Regions from separate parts of the Mus musculus genome. Here region 1 is linked to region 2. A link is a loop called in an ENCODE intact Hi-C map of the cell type or tissue named here. Cell type or tissue: left cerebral cortex. All regions are shown on one strand. Region 1 overlaps Ptprk (protein tyrosine phosphatase, receptor type, K). Region 2 overlaps Ptprk (protein tyrosine phosphatase, receptor type, K).

Region 1 (2,500 bases), 46 kb after region 2:
GAAAAAGCTTTCATTTCTGTTCTGGCTTGACTTTTTTGTATCTTGCAACTTTAAAGTAGTCAATCAGCACTTGGGTATTATCTTCTAGTTCTGGTTTGGAGGACTGGCAAGAGACTGTATTGTTTCAAGGCATTTCGGGCCTCTTTGAGCAAGTTCGTAGAGAAGTATACTGCACCTGTCACTGAGATTCTAGTAACCCATGGCTTCCAGAGCTGCATTGTTAAGTTACACAGAAGGTCTTGTTCCTGACTCTTATTTTGTTAACTTATATTGAGCTTAGGAATTAGGAGGTTTCCATATGGATTTCTCATAAACCCATCAGTTTTGGCTACTCACCTCCCCACCTTGATTTAAAAAACAAAAACAGACAACAATCAGTTTTGAAGGAACACATACTTATTGAGATTTTAACACCCATTACACTTTAATATCATACATTTCCAAGCTCCCCAGTAATTAATTATAGGTCTAGTACATAAATATATGATACCTGAAAGCTGTGAAGACAGTTTGCTGAATCAATCCAAAGTGAAATGATGTTTTCTTAATCATAGATGAGACCAAGTTCTTCTAAAAATTACCAAACCATAGTAAAGGTGAAATAAAACAAAATCTACATATTTTATATACTCACTGGACTCATCCTGCATCTGTACAATCATTTTATGAGTCTACCGTTATTATTTGCACATATTTCATGCATACATTCATGCCTAGCTGAGAGTTAACACTGCTTACATCTATTTTTGTACTCATTGATCTCAGACAAGGTTGGTCGTGATGCCCAGGATATTGTGAATGGATTTGTGATCAGGATACTGAGATGACTTTTGATGTTTTCTTAGATAACTAGCTGTCAAATGAAATTATATGCATTCAGATAATGTAAGGGTGATCCTACGTGTGTATACGGTCAAAATCAAATTATTGAAACATCCACCACCATCCAAAATTGGTACAGTGTGAGTGTTTTGAAGGTATGGTTTTAATATTAACTGGGTAGCTCTTGGCACAAAAGGAGGAGATAATGGTGAGCCCAATGATTTGTGTGTGTGTGTGTGTGTGTGTGTGTGTGTGTGTGTGCACGCGCACACGTGCACGTTCAGATACAGCTACCAGGTACCTGAGTTAGAACTGTCGCCCTAATGTCCTTTGTGAGACTTACACAGAATTAAAACAATATCTGAACTATCATTGAAGATTTGTCTTATCTAAGCAGCATTGTGTATTTATTCTAAAAAAAGACTTGGCTCCTCAAAGCTAGTGTTGGTTTTGCAAAATAGGTGGACTGTTGAGGGAAAGTCTTCATATCAGTACTAAATACTGTATGCATATCAATACTAAACACTGTATGCAGATACTCAACATGGAACGTTTTATTGGAACATGGCTGCAAGCCCTCTTTTATTAGCAAGCGCCATCTGTTTCTTCTCTAGAATTAAAAATACTGTTTTCATCTGAAATGATGTCTCTCAGATACATAGTACAGTTCAGCCTTTCCATTATGCTGCAGATGTATTTTAGAGTTTCTACCTCACAGGGATGCTTTGGAGCACCTTAATCTCAGACTGTTTAAGCGTCGTGGTGCTATTTGCTCTCAAGCATACCTCTCCTGCCCCAAAGTTTCCCCGTTTAGCCCTGGCTGTCCTGGAGCTCTCTTCTGTAGTCCAGGCTGACCCCGAACTCAGAGACCCACTTGCCTCTGCCTCCCCAGTGCTGGGATTAAAGGCCTGCACCACCGTGCGGGACCTCCGGCATACTCCTTAACAATCCTTCTGGTCTACCTGCCCAAGATAAAAGCTTGAGATCTGGCTCTGAGTCTCTGATTCTTCCTTATGCTGCAGTTTTATACTGTCTCCCTCAAGCCTCATACTTGTGGTTCTTGTGTATTCTACTACTGCTGTCAGGAGCTTGAATATCATTCTGGGTCACATGGGTCCTCCTGTCGTCTGTCTTGGTTGTACCGATAAGCTTTTCTAGCCCATCTGTATTTCATTGCCTTTCTAAAATATTTTTGTCTAATGAAAAAAAAAATCTCACCATGGGAATTTACTCTTAAACTTTTAAGGTTTCTCTGTGGTAAAGCTTTGAGTCATTAAGGTGTTTTTGATTTGTTTTAAAGATATGCTAGCAACCCTTTAATCATTTTAGCAGTCAAGTGAAGTCGTGAAACTGCCTCCCTTTAAACAAAAGGGGAGAGATATGGGGTCTCAGCATGTGACTCTGGATGCCCTGTTGGTAAATACTGGGCCAATTCTCAGCTCTCAATATGGATAGACTCTGGAATGCAGCGAGCAAAGACACTCGGTCCCATTTTAGATCATTACATGTAACGTGGTGTGCAATTCCAGCCTCTGTAAAGATGATTGCTTTAAATTTAAATTAACACACAAAGGCACTGGCTTGTGACCTGTGTAAGCATTGATGTTTCTTAAGCTATTTGTTACATTGAATGGCAGTTTTGGTTGAGACATCCAATATTTTTAGATGTATTTGCAGC
Region 2 (2,500 bases):
TATCTCTTGAGTTTAAAGTCAGATTGCGCACCTATCTGTTTTTCTCCAGAGATTGAAAGTTGGTTTTTGTAGACATCTCTTTTCTTCTGGCTGTCATAAATCATTTGGTATTGTAATGCCATTAAACTCTATGGCATATTTGTTAAAAAAAAAAAAAAGCATTGACTAGGGACAAGAAATTGGAAGTGCTTTGTTTTGTTCCTTGCTTCCCCCCTTCCCACTATTCTATTTTAAATGAGGAACTTTTGGAGGCATTTAAATGAACATGCTTTAAAGAGCTGAAGAGACATATTTTCTAAATTCTAAAGTACTTCATCCTACTATATATGCATTTTATAACATGATCACCAAGGGTGGTTCACCACTTTCCAGGAGTACTCTGTGGCTGTTAATGTAGGAAACATAACTACACATTTGGGAGGATAGTGTAGTTGGGAATGTGTGTATGTCATATATACATTGGATCTCTGTGTGTGTCTCAGTCACACATTTAACACTTTCAGAGTGCAACCTTCTCCTTTCTGTCTGCAGTTCAAGTGTAAAAGTGCTCCACAGTAAACATCTTTAAGGCCACGACTTTATCTATACATTTTACCTTTTACTTGAGTCTCTGAAAATGACACTTTTATCTGTATTCTATCCAGGAAAACTGAAGTGTGGGAAACCAGTCTGCTACTCCAGTCTATTTACTAGGCTGTGTAGCTGTTAATGTTGGTATCACTGTGGAAGCAAGCTTATTGTAGAACCCAAACCCGACAAAACCAGTCTCACTTGGAAACTCAGCTTTCTCATCTATAAAATGGGGATAATAATACCTGTCCTGACCTTTCCACATAGTTTTTATGAAGATCAAGTGAAGTCATTTATGTGCACTGTCAACTGTAGAGCATGGTGCAGCAACCTGGGGTGTAATCATCATAAATTATGGTAGCCCAGTGCCAGAGTTTCAGCTTTTATGGCTTTTAAACTCTTAGAACTCTCTTCTCAGCAAGTATAGGCTGTTCAGCAAGGAGTGTGTGTGTGTGTGTGTGTGTGTGAGAGAGAGAGAGAGAGAGAGAGAGAGAGAGAGAGAGTTCTTCCACTAGTCATCCATTTTCACCACAATTGATTCTGACCATGAGTTTATGATAGAAATCATCTTTGATCAATTTTTAGCTTAGCTATGCACATCTTTCAAAAATTATACTTATGTAAGAGTCACTGTTAATACCTCTAGTATCCTAACTACAGGAAAAATACTTGTGAATCTTGTTATTTTAAAGAAATTTCCTGGTTCAGCATTTTCTCAGTGCAGAGAATTACATGTGCCTTTGGATGCAGTCTTATCAATGACCTAGAGAGGGACTATTGTGTCTGTATGAAGTAAGCCTGAGAAAGCTGCTTTGGAAGAGGTCCTGGCATATCACCCTTCTCATCCCTTAGGAACTTACAACTCATCTGAACAGAACCACTTGCCTTGTGTTTGTCTTCTTGTCTCTAGTTCAAACTTAATTTTCTCTTATTATTATTGTCTACTGGGAGGAGACTCGGAGCCAGTCTGTGTTAAGGCTTGCCATTTCTTTTTCTAGTTTTGATTGACTGGTACCCTTCAGTGTCTAACTACATTACAATTGCAAACTGTACTCCAGGTCTGTTTTTCTCTCTCACTGGTTCCCTTATATCTGAATTTCCTTGCTCGTGAGATGTCATTTTGTGTCTGGACCGCCCAGACGGGAAGAGGCAGGTTTCGCTGCTGTTTGGTCATTGGCATGTGTGTTGCTGACAGCTCTTCTCTTTGTGTTCATGAATGTGAATCTCAAAAATAAATCAATAAATCAATCCCTCTGCTCCTCTGTCCCTCTTCCACACCCCTCCCACGCCTTGCTGGTAACAACTAAGCCCCACATGCATATTCAAAAATCAGAAGCTTTTGGTTTTCATCAAATATCTCTAGGAGCTGCTTTATATATGTTCTTAAATACTAGACGTATGACCAGTCCGCTACCCAAATCTAAGACAACCCCTTTGTTCAACATTGATGTATTAGTATGTATTTCTTGGATCCTCAAATAGGGTTTACATGCTATAGTTCCATGTAGAGAAAGTGTGTTGGCTCCCACTAATGTTTGTCAACTGCCTTTTACTGTTTCTGCCCGAGTGTGTTTCTGTGTGTTTTGACAGAGTAGGTCATGCTGAGTGTGAGTCGGCACTGTTTCCATTTCCTAGACTTGTTCTTCATTGAGGGGAGGACAGGGAATTGCTGAAGGTTGAAAGCAGGAAATAGCAAAACTGTTTACAGTTAAAAATGCAGTGTGCCTCTCTGTATATGTGTGTATGTGTGTTTATGTGTTCCTATGTGTGTATGTGTGTTTATGTGTGTGTATGTGTGTATGTTTATGTGTGTGTGTGTTTGTATCTTTATGTGTGTGTATGTGTGTGTGTGTTTGTGTGCTTGTGTGTTTATGTGTGTGTATGTGTGTTTATGTGTGTGTATGTGTGTATGTTTATGTGTGTGTGTTTG

Evidence for each region. Hi-C counts contacts between places; a loop is a spot of excess contacts. Peaks named below come from ENCODE experiments on the same cell type or tissue, not always from the same donor. Only the 100,000 strongest peaks of a DNase experiment are listed, where the experiment ranks them.
Region 1: a loop joins it to region 2, with 2.1 times the contacts of the local background. A loop is called at or near these places in 8 of 42 quality-filtered maps.

What each region holds. Positions count from the first base shown.
Region 1 is chr10:28,122,673-28,125,172 of GRCm38, forward strand. The region is part of intron 1 of Ptprk (protein tyrosine phosphatase, receptor type, K); the gene reads left to right. Among named protein-coding and RNA genes, the nearest start is that of Ptprk, 49 kb to the left of the region's middle. In left cerebral cortex, no CTCF peak of the experiment used is centred here; a DNase peak (open chromatin) is centred at 1,442; H3K27ac peaks cover 845 bases.
Region 2 is chr10:28,077,125-28,079,624 of GRCm38, forward strand. All of the region lies in intron 1 of Ptprk (protein tyrosine phosphatase, receptor type, K), which reads left to right. Among named protein-coding and RNA genes, the nearest start is that of Ptprk, 3.6 kb to the left of the region's middle. In left cerebral cortex, a CTCF peak has its summit at 1,336; DNase peaks (open chromatin) are centred at 508 and 1,415; H3K4me3 peaks cover 1,207 bases.